2 separate regions of the Homo sapiens genome follow, and region 2 is linked to region 1. A link is a loop called in an ENCODE intact Hi-C map of the cell type or tissue named here. Cell type or tissue: endothelial cell of umbilical vein. All regions are shown on one strand. Links, peaks and the distances in the headings refer to the core of each region. The heading gives the core; the rest is flanking DNA. Region 1 overlaps SLC35G2 (solute carrier family 35 member G2). Region 2 overlaps NCK1 (NCK adaptor protein 1).

Region 1 (8,347 bases), core at 273-8,272:
ACTAGTGTATAAAACATTATATGAACAGTGTTTAAATTGCAATAAACAAATTTACATTGTTGTTAGCATGTCAGATGCAAGTAAATACTATTTTAATTTCTTTGTTAAATCTAAAAGGAGAAAAGTGAGCCAGAGTCAACTCATCCCAATTCAGATGAATTGTGTGTTTATTATTTATTTATTTTTGAGACGGAGTTTCACTCTTGTGGCTGAGGCTGCAGTGCAGTGGCGTGATTTTGGCTTACTGCAACCTCTGCCTCCCGGGTTCAAGCGATTCTCATGCCTCAGAAGAGTAGCTGGGATTATAGGCACCTGCCACCACACCCAGCTAAGTTTTGTATTTTTAGTAGAGGAGGAATTTCACCATGTTGGCCAGGCTGGTCTTGAACTCCTGACCTCAGGTGATCAGCCCGCCTTGGCCTCTGAAAGTTCTGGGATTACAGGTATGAGCCACTGCACCTGTGTGTTTAAAATTCAGGACTTCATCATCACCACCACCACTGTCTCACTATCACCATCATTGCTAACATATATATATAGCATTTATTATGTGTCTAGCTCTGTTGTAAACATACCACACATATTAACTCATGTACTTTTCCCCAAAATCCAACGAATTAAATACTGGTATTGCCATTTTTGTAACTTATTTTGTAGTAATTTCAAACTTACATAAAAGTTGCAAATATAATACAACAAACTCCTGGGTAAAAGATAACTCTCTTATTATTCTTCACCCAAGTTCTCCAATTGTAAACATTTTACATTTGTTTTGCCATTCATTTTCTTTTTCTGAACCAATCGAAGGTAAGTTGCAGAGGTGATATCCAATTATCCCTAACTACTTAAGTGTTTTCCTTTAAGACAAGGACCCTCTCCTGCATAACCACAGTGTTATCACCAAAATCAGAAATTTCACATTGATATAATTCCACTATCTAATCCACACACCACATTCAAAATTTGTCATTTGTCCTAACAATTTCCTTTTTGAAAAAGTATTTCTTACTTTTGGTCTAGAATCAAAGTCAGGATTATGAATTACATTTAGTTGTTATGTCTCTTTAATCTTTAATTTGTGACATTTCCTCAATCCTTCCTTATCTTTAGTGACCTTGACATTTTTGAGTTCAGGCCTTTTTCTTTTTTTTTTTTTTTTGTAGAGTTCCTCATTTTAGGTTTGTCTGATGTTTCTTCTTGATTAGATTCAGGTGATACATTTTTTTTTGGCAGGAATGTGATAGAAGTGAAATTGTATTCTTCCAAATGTATCATATTAAAAGGCACATAATATTGTTTTTTTGTTGGTGATGTTAACTTTGATGGCTTAAGGTGATAATTTCTCCACTGTTAAGTTATTCTCTTTCCCTTTGAATTAATAAGTATTTTGTAGGAAGACACTTTGAGGCTATGTAAACATCTGGTTTCTTAACAAAGTTTCACTTGCTTATTTTATGATTCTTGCATAAACTGTTACTAGGATGATTGCCAAATTGTAGTTTTTCTAATTACAATATTTGTTTTCCATTTACTAGTTGGGATTCTATTGTACAGAAGTTTTTTCCTCTCCCTTCTTATTGGCTTATTTCCATCAGCGTGGACTTGTGGATTTCTATTTTATCCAATAGATTATAAGCCATTACTATCACTATTGGTTTTGATGCTGAAAATGCTCCAGTTCCAGCCATTGGGATACCCTTCAAGCCAGCTCCTGTGTCCTTTTGGCATCTCTGTATCATTCTGAGAGTACTTTTTTGGGGTGCAAGACATTTCAGGCTCTTCTGGTATTTTTTCTGCCACAATCATTGCAGTTATTTCATCAGCTGTTTCTCCACTGAGCTCTGGTTCCTTTTACTTGAGAATGGATTTTTAGAACCAAGATCTGGATGCTAGGTGTGGTCATTGCTACTGGAGTGTTACTGTTTTTAGGCCATTTTAGCAGACAGAGCTAGGAAATTCACACACACACACCCACACACACACCCCTATATCTATTTATATATCTTTCTGTCCATTTATATTAAAACTCATGAATTTACTCCAATATCTCTAGCTCTACTCCAACACTACAGGGTTCATTCTAGTCTTCACCCTTATTCTATTTGTAACTTCCTTCTCTCTTGGTAAAAAAATCTGGCTTCCATTATCCTCGATATATTTAACTATTTACTCATTCTTCTTTTATGTAACCAATCTCCTGACCTCACAGGCCACCTCCTTGGCCCCAATTCTTCCTCAGATTCAGGCCTGCTTATCGACCAGTCTCTTCCCGACATAAATTAAACAACTAGAAGGTTGTGGAGCAGAAATTCAAACCTCAGTGCTGTAATTACTTGATAGAGAGCCCTTTATTAGGTCTTCAACACCAATGGAGTTGATTTGTGAAACAGCTTCTGTGAAAATGCTCATGGAAAAAAGGCCCTTGGACTAATGAGATGAAGATTTATCCACACAGAGTGTCAGCCCCAGAGATGTGCCTTCCATAAGAAACTTGGGAGCATCAAGCCAAATGCTCTACCTGCCAAGAACCACAGCAAGGGGATTCTCCAAAATTGGTGAGGTTCAGGGACCAGACAGCCAGCACCACCAGTGCTATAAATATCACACTGTGTTTTATCATATCAAGAGTACATTTCATTAAGATGTAAACATATTACTTTGCTATATTTCTGTAGAGGGAAATACTGCTTTTATTACAGATTCTTAGATTGAAATTCTAGGAGCTGGATGATGGTGTCTTCTCTTTTAGTGCTGACTTCATTTCCTGGTCCAGAAGATCAGAAATCTGTTCATGTTTTAGAGAACAGCATGAGGTCCATCTGTTCAGGTCAGATTTTTCCAAATTAACATAAAGATTTATGGGGTGGTAACTTATGTAAGAAAAGCCAAAGGTAATTATATTCTTTGCTGCCATTTGGAACTTACATTATGTTTTTGGTTAGTAATGAAAATATACTAGTATGTATCTACACACACACAACACACACACACACACACACAGAATTCTTTCAAACACTATGATAAAGTCATCCTCTTCAGTTTGTATAATATTTCACCTCTGTTTTGGTTTAGGCACCAGACACCATCCATTCAAATTTTCTCTGTAATGTGGTCTGTTTATGTACAGTTTTCCTTCCAACAGAAGGCACAGAAATAAAAGAGCTACAATTGGCTTCTTGGGTGACTATTTTAGTGTGACTGAAATACAGAGTAATGATTTTTTTCCTCTGATGAAAATAGCTTGATTTTTTTCTGATTTCAAAGGAAATATATACATATATGAAAAACAAACAGAAAAGAGAGAAAATACCATATAATTGAATTTCCACCATTTGCAAGGATAAATAGAATCACATCATGAATACTCATTGACATCTTTCTTTTTACTCAGCAATATGACATGAGGGTTTTCTTATGTAAATATATATACATATAAATTACCCTTTTAGATGGCTGCATATTACAGTAATGATTTTCTTTAACCAGCATCCCATTAATGAGAAGTTTATTTCCAATTTTTCATTGTATAAAGAAAGCCATGATGAATATTTTTGCATGCACATCCTTATATACTTTGCTGGTGATGATCTTAGGATATATCCCTGAAAATAGCATTGCTGGGTCAAAGAGTTCACATATTTTAAATTTTGACACCACATGTTCCTGGTACAATTAACTCTTTTTTTTTTTTTTGAAACAAGGTCTTGCTCTGTCACCCAGGGCGGAGTGCACTGGTACAATCTTGGCTCACTGCAACCTCTGCTACCTGGCTCAAGCAATCCTCCAGCCTCAGCCTCCCATGTATACAGCTGGGACTACAGGCGGGAGTCACCACGCCCAGCTCATTTTTGTATTTTTCTGTAGAGATGGGTTTTTGCCACGTTGCCCAGGCTGGTCTCAAATCTCCTGAGCTCAAAGTGATCTGCCTCCCGAAGTGTTAGGATTACAGGTGTGAGCCACTGTGCCCGGCCATAAAATTAACTCTTGATGAGGTGAATTACAGTATGTATATTCTTTATATATAATGTCCCTGTCAATGACAGAACTTGGTAAAGTCTCTTCAATTTTGCAGTAGCATATACATATATATATATATATATATATATATATATATATATAAATGCACACACAACGTGTGTGTGCTTGTGCATGCATGTTCTCCTACAGACATTAAAGGAGTGTAGTGATTTTAATAAATCTAGGTATGCTACTTAACCAATCAGATGTTGTTAGGTTTATTCAAAATTTGACATATGGTTTGGTCTGAAACGATGGCATCTGGTAACCATTTCTTATCTTACATTGATTTTAATGAAATATGGTATATGGGAAGAGGTGACTGAGTTGTAATTTTAGTGAGTGGTATCTATAGTGTGAAGAATCAACGGTGTCAATAGTATGAAGAATCAGTTATGATTAAGCCAAACCAAATTTGTAAAATTTTGAACTGATTCATTTGGTATATTTTTAAGTTTTGGCCTCAAGAAGGAGTTCAGGCTTGGCTTTTTTGTGGATAAATAGTAGCAAAAATAGGACAAATGTGAGCATGTGGTGCATGTAGTGTTTGAAGGATTTGATAGTAGCTTCTGTTGATCCTGGGGTGTTCTTTTTTTGTTCAGGAACTGATGCATATCCTGGGCAGTTGGAAGCCTTCTTTAAACTCAGCTGGGCTGCTCTGATGATCTCTCAAGAGTTAGGTAAATTACAAACAACCAAGAAGTACAACTTTAACATGCATATTGGAACAGCCCAGTAATTTTACATTTAATTAGCATCTAACCTAATTGGGTATTTAACCATTTAAACAGAAACATAAAAAATCATGGAAATAGAAAAGATCATTTTATTCCTGCTTCTCCCCCTTCTAGTGATGGCTCCTTCCTACCCTTAACAGCTTCACCCAGCACAGCTGAATTTAAAGCTGCTGACTCACAGGAAGGTGATTCTGCTTTTTTTTTTTTTTTAACAGAAGGAAAGTTAAGTGGTAGATGATAAATGTGTTCATTGAGGATGGCATATTTTATGCAAATTGATAAATCCACTGATTCAAAGATTAGAAAGGCTCTTTCCTGGAAAGGAAGTGTCGATTATAAATGGTGAAGACTTGCATACTTGCATTCTAGCAAGTTCTTAGCTGCCAGCCAACACATTCATCACCAAGTGCCAGAATGGATTTTAAAATGTCACAACACAAATTGCTCTGCTCAAAATCAGGCACCATCATAGTCACACAAGCCAAACCAACCTGCTTGTTTAAAAGTGCCACATAAAGTTTTTTTTTCAACCTCAGTTAACCTTTTCCTTTCCTGGTATGCCTGGTTCATTGCAGTCTCCTAAAGTCATGAACCTTGACTGAGTAGAGAGAGGCCAGGCTTCTCCCTTTGACTTTGCCTGTACAGCAACTAACTGGTCCAGGTGCTTTTAAACTGATGGTAAGACTAAATGTTTAGCCCAGCTCTAACCAGACTGATAACTCTCACCCCTACCTTTTCCCCTATACCTTCTGCTCTTATTTATTTCTTTTGTTTTTCTCAATCTTTTCCCTCCCAGAGCCAGCTGTTGACTTCTAGAAGCTACTGCATAGCTGATAAGCCCCTGACTATTCCTTCCCTAATTTTCTGCTTTAGAACTGTCAGTGGAGTGTCCAGCTCAAACCTGGGCTAGCCCTCCTGTTTGATGCTTCTCTTAGCAGCCCCTACCTCAATACCATCAGATCTGTCTTCTTACCTCCCCTCATCTCCAAGTCCCTTAGTTGTAATTTCCACCCACTTCTATAACCCAGACTGACACAGCCCAGCAAAATCCTCAGGTCTGTCTACCATTCTCCTATAGCCTAGCTCAGCCCAAAATTTCTTAGTCCCTTTAAATCACATTCTACCTTGCTCCTCCCAACATTGCCCACTCTGGAATCCAGTATCCATTACTTTTCCTAGTCCAACTAAGCAGCCTTCATCCCCAGTCTAATTGGTTGGGGGGACTGCCACACCTTCAGCTTCAGTGTATCTTCCCTCTTGGGAAGCTTCTGCTTTTCAACCCAAAATAAGGGTTCTCTTGTACCCAGGTAGCCCTCTTTTAAGCTGATTTTGGCTAGCATGCCAAGGAGCTTATCATTCACCCTAGTGTGCCCAGATTTTTTTCTAGCCTGAAATAAGTGAGCTGTCATCCAGTTCTGGCACTTTTGTGCTTCCGTTAGTACTGCAGGGAGTCATCCTCAAAGAGCATTATCACCACTGACCTGTCACCAGAAAGGCACAGTGATGATGATAAATTTGGACTGATTCATCCATATTCTTCCCCTGGTTGTTGCCCTTCTTTTCTTTCTTCCTCCTCCTCTTCCTCCCCTCCCTCCCTTCCTCTCTCTCTCCCTCCCTCCCTCTCTCCCTTCCTTCTCTTTTTCTCTCTTTTCCTTCCTTCTTTCCTCCCTCCCTCCGTCTCTTTCTCTTCTTTCTCTCCCTCTCTTTTTTCTTTTCTTTTCTTTTGACAGAGTCTCACTCTGTCATCCAGGCTGAAGTGCAGTGGCGTGATCTTGGCTCACTGCAACCTCTGCCTCCCTGGTTCAAGTGATTCTCCTGCCTCAGCCTCCCTGGTAGCTGGGACTATAGGCGCATTCCACCATGCCTGGCTAATTTTTTATTTTTAGTAGAAATGGGGTTTCACCATGTTGGTCAGGCTGGTCTCGAACTCCTGACCTCAGGTGATCTGCCCGTCTGAGCCTCCCAAAGTGCTGGGATTACAGACGTGAGCCACTGTGCCTGGCCCTTTTTTTTTTTTTTTTTTTTCTTTTGAGATAGGGTCTCACTCTGTTTCCCAGGCTGGAGTATAGTGATGCGATTTTGTTTTTTTTTTTAAGGGACGGTTTCGCCATTTTGCCCAGGCTGGTCTTGAACTCCTGAGCTCAAAGTGATCTGCCCGCTTCAGCCTCCCAAAGTGCTGGGATTGCAGGCATGAACCACCATGCCCCACCCCTCCCCTGGTTCTTCTAAGCAAGAGGATGTATTTGCAAGATGGTTGGCAGGGTCAGGAGTGCAGTCAGTGGCTATGGAAATAAAAGTTAGTTGTTGCTATGGTAAAACAGAGCTGCACCCTATCTAAAGGATGGACACAACACCAAAACTAGATTCCGGAATGTAACAAACTTATCATTCCTCAGACTCTCAAAGTAAATTTTTTTCTCAAGAATAACAAGCTCATGGATAGAATGAAGGATTTCATATCCTACTAATTTTTGAGTCAGATATCAGTTCCCTACTGGCCAATAATGTGAATATAAATATCAGAGTCCAGCCGGACATGGTGGCTCATGCCTGTAATCCCAGCACTTTGGGAGGCCGAGGTGGGTGAATCACCTGAGGTCGGGAGTTCGAGACCAGCCTGACTAACATGGAGAAACCCCGTCTCTACTAAAAATATAAAAAAATTAGCCGGGCGTGGTGGCGCATGCCTGTAATCTCAGCTACTCAGGAGGCTGAGGCAGGAGAATTGCTTGAACCCAGGAGGCGGAGGTTGCGGTGAGCCGGCAAGGTGCCATTGCACTCCAGCCTGGGCAACAAGAGTGAAACTCCGCCTCAAAATAAATAAATAAATAAATAAATAAATAAATAAATAAATAAATATCAGAGTCCATTCCCAAGGATCCCCAAAATAACATTTTTAGCATAAATACCTAAGAGTCACCATCAGACAGCCATGTCCACAAATCGTGTGGAAAAACCCCAGTTTATATTCAATTGAAAGTCTAAAATTATATCCTTTTTACTCTGAAAAATCTAAAATGTGGAAGAGAATCACTTCTGACTAGTATAAACAAAAAGTAATAAGCAATCATTTTAATACAGGATTTAATAAGTTGTCTTAATATTTCTGATAAATATTCAGATGATTACTTTGAAGTATTTTGAAATAAAGATACTTTCCATATTTCATAAAGCTACTTTTAATATATTAACATTTATTGCTCTTGAGTTCAAAGTATATCTTATTCTAGCCACCAAAACATTTAGAAAATAGAAAAAAAGGTAAAAACTAATTTTTTTATCTCTTATATTTCAGACACTTAATACCCTTACCCCATTCACTGAATCCAATTTCATTGCTATTTCCTTGTTTTGTCCTTTTGAGTGGTTCGGGATCTGCTTCAAATGACAAAGAGATGTGAGTAATAGGGTTCAACGTCTTTCTTATTTTCAGATTTAAAGCTCTTCAATGATGTAGCTCAAAATGAAAGTTCTTTCAATCCAACAACTTTGCAGAGATGCTGATCCCTCTCCCAGGTGAATCCTGGCCAGGCCTTTCTGACAATCCTGGGATACCCTGGGGCCAGTATAGAGTTCAAGGGCAGACCAGACTG
Region 2 (8,347 bases), core at 142-8,141, 81 kb after region 1:
AGAATGGAGATACATGGATTCATTTGAGTCCTATTGAGAAGATAAAAGGGACATGATTTGGTCTGTGGGGGGTTGACGTAGTAGCATTAATTAATCCAGACAGCTGGATTTATGGTGGTACTTTTTCTTGAATTATAGGTCACAGAAGCACAAAGTATTGTAGGGAAAGGTGTATGAAGATGTGCCTATGCAATAATATTGTAGAAGTTGCAAAGTTCTTTTATACCCAGGATTTTTAAGTAAGAATGTACGGAGTGTACTGGTTCCCTGTAACTCCAGTAGGTCTTATGGCTTGCATAGGCCAAAATGATAATGGGAGGCATGATAAACTTTAATAGGGCTGTATTAGTCTGCTCTCACGTTGCTATAAATAACTACTTGAGACTGGGTAATTTATAAAGAAAAGAGGTTTAAAAGGTTCACAGTTTCCTCAGGCTGTATAGGAAGCATGGCCAGAGCAGAAGGAAGAGAGTGAAGGTGAAGGTGCCAAACACTTTTGCTTTTGTTTTTTTTTTTTTGAGATGGAGTCTCACTCCGTCATCCAGGCTGGAGTGCAGTGGAGCCATCTTGGCTCACTGCAACCTCCACCTCCCAGGTTCAAGCAATTCTCCTGTCTCAGCCTCCCGAGTAGCTGGGATTACAGGTGTGCATCACCACGCCTGGCTAACTTTTGTATTATTAGTAGAGACAGGGTTTCACCACGTTGGCCATGCTGGTCTCGAACTCCTGAGCCCGGGTGATCTGCCCACCTCGGCCTCCTAAAGTGCTGGGATTACAGGTGTGAGCCACTGGGCCCGGCCTAGCCAAACACTTTTAAACAACCAGGTCTCATGAGAATTCATCATGGAACAACAGCTATCACAGAACAACAAGGGGGGAAATCTGTCCCCATGATCCAGTCACCTCGCAGTCACCTCCAGTCACCTGGAGATTACAATTCGACATGAGATTTGGGTGGATACACAAATCCAAACTGTATCAAGGGCTAAGTGGTAGAGTCCTAAAACCATTTTGTGATTAAAAATGACATAAGCTCATGGAAGGCATGAGGGGGAATTGGAATTAAGTGCAGCAATTAATATGAAAAATTCTCAAATGTTATGATTAGTCATAAGTTAAATACGTCTGATATTTCAGGTTAACACAGGTTTTATGTATGTGAACTCACTCAAGAGGGATGGCAGTAATGTATTCATGAGGTATCCACTCCCACAACCCAAACACCTCCCATTAGGCCCCATTTCCAACATGGGGATCAAATTTCAACATGAGATTTGGAGAGAACCTTCAAGTAAGCATATTCAGGTTTTATGAATATGCTTACTAGAAGAGATGACACAATCTAAACCTTATTAATAATGTAAAGCATGGGGAAATTATAGTCAGTGTTCTCTGTGTTAGTTTGTGTATGTTGTTTTGGAAATATGTATAACTTGGAGTGACACTGAAATATAATAATTAGATTAGAAGGGTAAGGATCAGAATGAGGGTTTAGTGTAATGAAAAACTTAGAAAATAAAACAGTTTGTTTAGTTCAAAAAATTGAAATTGTAATTTTGATACTCAATAAAAGAGACTTTTTTATATTATCCAGTTCAATTCCCTTATTTTGTAGATAAGGAAATGGAGTTTCTGGGAGGTTGGTATGACAGGCCCTGAGTGATCACTAACGGCAGAGCAGTGGCTACAACCCAAGTGTGTGGCTAGGAGGGAAATTAAATATATTATAAGCATATTTTGCTTATAGGGGCAGCCAAACAGGGCTGAAAACTAGGGTAAGATAAACAAGTTGCCTAAGGTGAAATATTGTACATTTGTAATTTATCAAATGTATTCATATGTAATATGTAAACATAGTATAAAATGTGGAGCATTGGTTCAGTTTATGTGAGAACAATGTGGCATGTTCTGTGTCAAGCTTGTCCATCCTATGGGCTGCATGCAGCCCAGGACAGCTTTAAATGTGGCCCAACACAAATTTGTAAACTTTCTTAAAACATTATGAGCTTTTTTTTTTTTTTTGCTTAATCAGCTATCGTTAGTGTATTTTATGTGTGGCCTGAGACAATTCTTCTTCCAGTATGATCCAGGGAAACCAAAAGATTGGACACCTCTGTCCATGTTAAGCCTCATAGATCTTTCTCAGGCCTGGCCTGGTTCCTATTCTCATTTTTTCCTTGAATCAGATCTCAGAGACTATATTTTACTTTGCATCTTTAAAGTTGTTTTAACCTTCACAATCCTTTGGGGGTTTTTCTCCAGCTTTTGAAAAATTGGAGAATCTAGACCATCTTCCTAGTGCCCTCCACCTTATAGCCCATGTAACCAAATATGAAAGCAATTTAGAGATAATAGTAAAAGGGAAATAAAGGATAGTTCATATCTTACACTTTTCCTGTCATGCCTCTGGTTTCTAGTTTGTGACTCCCATTTTACTTTTGAGGGTCAAGTTACCTAGGTCAGTTCTCTCTCCTTAGGTAAAGGTCACGTTTCTTTATTTATAACAGTTCTTTCCCACAGCACTTACGAGTTAGAGGTGGTTTAGGTTGAGTAAAATCTCTGCTTCCATGTCTCAGGAAGATAATTCCCAGAACCTTCGCAATGGATGACAAATACATCAGTAAGCTCTCACCAAATATTAGTGCTTCCCTTTTTGGCATCACCCTTTGTGAGGAGAATAAGACCAGAATCCATAGTCTCTATCTTACAACCAGTGGGTGTAAATTTCTTGTGTTGCTTCTCTGGATCTGTCCTGTTTTATACCTGACACCTGGCCTGTCCCCAGGATCATTATTCTTTTTGTTCTTTACACCCTTAGAGTTCAAGGCAGGCCGTTTGTTTTTATATTACATTTAAAAATAAATTGTTTATGTGGAGCATTCTGGGAGCTTAGAGTTTGTAAAGTGAAAAGATGGGTGGTTTTATTGATCCAGCAAGAGTTGGCTAAATGTATAGCTAGGTTTCTTCTGATATTCTTTATAGATACATATCTAAATAATATATACATATTATCTCTTAGTTCATTTCTATTAAGATAAATGAAGATACAGTCAGCCCTCCACATCTCTGGGTTCTGCATCCACAGATTCAACCAACCACAGGTAAAAAATATTCTGGAAAAAAAAATACACTAATTAAAATATACAAACAAAAAACCCAATACAGTGAAACAACTATTCACATTTTATTATATTAGGTATTACAAGTAATCTAGAGATGACTTAACGTATACAGGAGGTTGTGCATAGGTTATGTACAAGTACTAGGCCATTTTCATATAAGAGACTTGAGCATCTCTGGATTTTGGTATTGGGGAGGAGGAAACTGGCACTGATTTCCCTTAGATTAACCTTATCCAACCTGTGGCCTGCGGGCTGCATGCAGCCCAGGATGGCTTTGAATGCAGCCCAACACAAATTCACAAACGTTCTTAAAACATGATGAGATTTTTTGGTGATTATTTTAAGCTCATCAGCTATCGTTAGTTTAGTGTATTTTATGTGTGGCCCAAGACAATTCTTCCATTGTGGCCCAGGAAAGCCAAAAGATTGGACACTCCTGCCTTAGATACTGAGGGCCAACTGTATTCATTCATGTAACCTTTCTTGGCCTCATTGTCTTGATAAAGTGATATATATTCAGTGTTTTCACTAATGACCGTGTAACCATGTGAGTATTGTTCATTACTGGCTCACCTCCTATGATTAAATTTATTTTCTTGTTTAACTTAGTTTTTCTTGAAATTTATAAAGTTCTCATTAAATAAATGATGGTTCGTCCGTACAATGGACTACTCAGCACTAAAAAGGAGTGAACTACTGATTTACACAACACAAATGAAACAAATGCATTATGTTAACTGGAAAAGCCAGACTCAGCGTCTGCATAAAACATTCTGGAAAAGGCAAAACTACATAGGGACAGAAAATAGATCAATAGTTGTCACAAATTAATGGTTGGGGATGGGTTTGAATACAAAGCATAAAGCAATTTTTTTTTTTCTTGAGGGGGAGTGATAGAACTGTTCTTATTTTCTTATTTAGATTGTGGCAGTGATTACATAACTCTTAAATGTTTGTCAAATTTTATTCACAACAAACAGTGAAAATCTTACTGTATGTAAAATAAACAGCAAAAAAATATATGGCCCTATTTTTATCCATCTATTATGTATCATTCCTCAATATATATTGACAGTTTTGTAGATCTTACAAATACTGACAATGTAATTGAATTTCATGTAGCCTCTGGAATCTCTAGTGAAAAGGGAAATTAACATCCTAGTATTATGAAAATAGTTTTGGCTCCGTAGACCCCTTAAGAGATCCACTTTAGTAACCCTTTCTTAGAGAACTGCTAATGTAAATACATGAATAATGCTAGACAAAACACCTGAAAACATGTTCTTTCCCAAACTACTTTTATAAATTCTATAGGTATAGCTATATATTAATGACACAAAGTTTGTCAAATCATTTAATCAGTCATATTGTGTATAATTTGTAAACTGAGGAAGGGTACTGTTGGCTGTGTATATAGGTCATGATAAATATGACCTTTTTTGGCAAGTCAGTAGTTATACCCTAAGGAAAATGTAAGGAACCAGCTAGCAATAAAATAAAATTCTAAAGGGAAATCTCTTGTTCAGTTTTAGATTCTGTTGTACTTTAACACATAACTTGACAATTTCCTGCTTCTGATAAGAATCAGCTAAGTAACAATACCCAAGTGACTAAGTCCGGAAGTTTGGTTGGGGTACAGATCTCACAGTAAACAATGAAGGGGGAGAAAGTCCCCAATTAACTAACTTGGATATGCTGTAAGTAATGCAAAAAGACAAGGCAATTCATAAGATGATTTTATTCTCTTCAGCTTTTTAAACCCTAGTATCTCATCAAGTAATTTTAATTGGTAAATACTCTTACTAATGAAACAACTAATGAAACAGATCCCACCACTGGGAAAACAAAAAATTACAGGCTAGTCAGAAATAAAGGCTACTTAAAAATTAAGTTTTTCTTCTTTTTTTTTAAAAAATAGTGTAGGTCAAATAAAATTCCATCTAATTCTGTCCACTTTTGGAAATATCACTTTGAAATCATCCCCAATATGAGAAGGCACAAAATAATGACAAAGGCAAAAGTGCTGTGCATAGCACAATTCATTCACTTATTCACTCAACAAATGTTTATTGAGTAGTTAGTGGAGACTAGGAGACAGAGCAAAGGAATGAGAATAAAGAAAGATAAGCAAAAAGTTTGCTCTTAAAAAAACCTCAACTATAATTCTGTTTCTTTGACAAACTTATAAATATCTTAGGTATATAAGACATTACTGTCTATATGATTATTTTGTTAGGCATTACAGAATATTACTTATTACCCCTCTGAACTATAATAAACTGATCCAAGATCAGTATCATCATCCTATAATCTGAAGATTATTACATTTTATCTAAAGAAAGAAGCCATTATGTGACTACAAACGTAAGAGCAATAATCTTGCTAAATTATGAGCAATTAGATATAAACCACCAATTATGAAAACGTGTAACATAATGAATTTATTGTCATAATTAACACAGCAAACATGTAAGTACATTAATTGATCTAAGTCTTATATACTATATGGGAATTAAACATAAATGGCCTTATAGTTGATTGTAATCATATTTTTAAATTTCTAAAAAATTGTGGTAAAAACAAATGTTATGAACTGAATTTTGTCCCTTCAAAAATTCACACATTGAAGTCCTAACCCCCAGTAGTTCATAATGTGACTATATTTGGATATAGTGTCTTTAAAGAGGTAACTGAGGTAAAATGAGGTCGTTAAGATGGACCTTAATCCCTTATGACTCCTCTTCCTGGTTCACCTGGCTAGAAATATTGGCATTAAGTACATTCACATTGTTGTACAACCATCTATTTCCAGAATAATCTTCATCTTGCAAAACTTAAACTCTGTACCCATTAAACAGTAACTCCCCTGTATATAGATAGCCAAACTACCAGTCATGTATGAGAGAACAAAATCACTTTCAGATATGCATTCTAAAAAATTTAATTCCAATATATTTTTAACTCAGGAAACAACTAGAGGACGTGCTCCAGCAAAATGAAGGGTAAAGCAAGAAAAAGTAAGACATAGGATCTAGGAAGCGGAGGAACTGTGGGCAGTAGTTCCAATATTGGTTTCATTTTCTAAACTTTTGCTGTGGTATTTGCATCTTTGCTTTATGCAGGGATGTGTGGGGCTTGAGTGGTGTTTATATTGTACTTCATTTCTTAGTGCCTTTGTGATGCTTCTTTGGATATTCTATGCATGTCCAATTTGGGAGAGCCCAGTACTTGTGTTGGTCCATAACTAGAATTATAGATGTCGAAGATAAACTGGACACTAGTTAAAATGGTAAGGACAGATTTTATTCAGTAACTATTGCAGTAGGGAAGAGTGTCCAGTGTGAACTCAACTCACTTTTGCCAAAACAAAAGGGGAAGAGACTTTTTTAAAGGTTGAGTATGCTAAGGGAAAGACACTGCTAAGGGAAAGAAAGATGGTTTTTTTGTTTTGTTTTGAGACGGAGTCTGTCTCTGTCACCAGGCTGGAGTGCAGTGGCGTGATCTCAGCTCACTGCAGTCTCCGCCTCCCAGACTCAAGCAATTCCCCTGCCTCAGTCTCCTGAGTAGCTGGGACTACAGGCACGCACCACCACGCCCAGCTAATTTTATTGTATTTTAGTAGAGACGGGGTTTCACCATGTTGGCCAGGATGGTCTTAGTTTCCTGACCTCGTGATCTGCCTGCCTCGGCCTCCCAAAGTGCTGGGATTACAGGCGTGAGCCACCGCGCCCGGCCACTGAGTGGTTTTTAAGGGCAATAGGTGGTCCATGTGAGTAGGCCATCTGGGTTTGTTATTGGCATTTATCTGGAAGAGAAACAAACTTATTATTTATGACAGGAGGTGGTGGTACAAATTAGGCCCACCAATGTTTGGCCCTTACCCTCTCGCCAGGGACTGGGAACAAAAGTGAAAGTTATCTTTTTGATTGTTTGCATTCCAAAGAGGTAGTTCTCAGGTCCTTGGGAAGATAGTTCTTGATGGTAGAAGATTTAAGTCACAAAGGGACAGAGAAAGGATTTATAATTTCAAGCTTTCTAAGGTAACTGCTCTAAATGGGGGTTCAGGTGACCATCTGCCTATCACCAGGTTTTGGCTGGAACAAACGGTAAATTCTGGCCATGTGGAGCCTTTTCAGGTAAGGAACTTGATGGAGTTGGAGTCATTATTCTAGGATATGGGGAAAAGATATGAACAAGCACTTTACACAGAAAAACAAATGTAAATGTCCCTTAAATATGGGAAAAGAAATCACTGTAATAAGAGAAATACAAATTACAACTCTGAAATACTATTTCTCCCCTATTAGATTGGCAAAAATCCAAAAGATTGACAACATAGTTTGTTGGCAAGGCTGTGGGGAAATAATCACTGATATATTGTTAGGAGTTTTTAAAAATAGTTTATGAATACAGAATTTAGCAGTATCTCACAAAATTATACAAACTTTAGCTGTAACTCAGCATTCTTCTATGATTCTAACCCAAAGGTACACTAACAGAAAATCAAAATGACACATGTATGAGGCTGTTCATTGCAGCACTATTTAATCCCAGAAAATTACAAACAACCCATTGACCATCAGTAAGGTCTAGTTGAAGAAAGTGCTACTTACATAATGATGACGCACTCTGCAATTGTTAGAAGTAGTAGATGTATTAGTAAAGGAAGTCTCATGTGCTGCTGTGGAATGATCTTAAGGATAGATTGTTAAACTGAAAATGAAAAGATTCAGGCAATATAGTCTATGCCTATGTGTATGTGTGTGTGTGTGTGCGCGCCTGTGTGCATGTGTGTGTGTATGTTTTGTTGTGGGGGTAGATAAAAATTAGAATTTTCAATTTTCTTATATATTTTTCTTGAATACTTTCCTTAAATTATTTAAAAAAAAATAGAAACATAAACCAAAACAAATAAATAGCTGTCCAGGCCGGGCGCGGTGGCTCACGCCTGTAATCCCAGCACTTTGGGAGGCCGAGGCAGGCGGATCACGAGGTCAGGAGATCGAAACCATCCTGGCTAACACAGTGAAACCCCGTCTCCACTAAAAATACAAAAAAATTAGCCGGGCATGGTGGCGGGCACCTGTAGTCCCGGCTACTCGGAGGCTGAGGCAGGAGAATGCCATGAACCTGGGAGGCGGAGGTTGCAGTGAGCCAGGGTCGCTCCACTGCACTCCAGCCTGGGTGACAGTGCAGTGCGAGACTCCGTCTCAAATAAATAAATA

Evidence for each region. Peaks named below come from ENCODE experiments on the same cell type or tissue, not always from the same donor. Only the 100,000 strongest peaks of a DNase experiment are listed, where the experiment ranks them.
Region 2: it touches region 1 in a loop (4-fold over the local background); 1 of 110 quality-filtered maps calls a loop at or near these places.

Annotation. Positions count from the first base shown.
Region 1 is chr3:136,834,165-136,842,511 of GRCh38, forward strand. The region is part of intron 1 of SLC35G2 (solute carrier family 35 member G2); the gene reads left to right. It overlaps NCK1-DT (NCK1 divergent transcript), which reads right to left. Exons shown (of 3, transcript NR_110177.1): 3 at 7,812-8,347. Among named protein-coding and RNA genes, the nearest start is that of SLC35G2, 19 kb to the left of the region's middle. In endothelial cell of umbilical vein, for the core only: no CTCF peak of the experiment used is centred there; DNase peaks (open chromatin) are centred at 4,697 and 4,827; H3K27ac peaks cover 3,204 bases.
Region 2 is chr3:136,915,226-136,923,572 of GRCh38, forward strand. All of the region lies in intron 1 of NCK1 (NCK adaptor protein 1), which reads left to right. Among named protein-coding and RNA genes, the nearest start is that of IL20RB, 39 kb to the right of the region's middle. In endothelial cell of umbilical vein, for the core only: no CTCF peak of the experiment used is centred there; a DNase peak (open chromatin) is centred at 4,746; H3K27ac peaks cover 2,409 bases.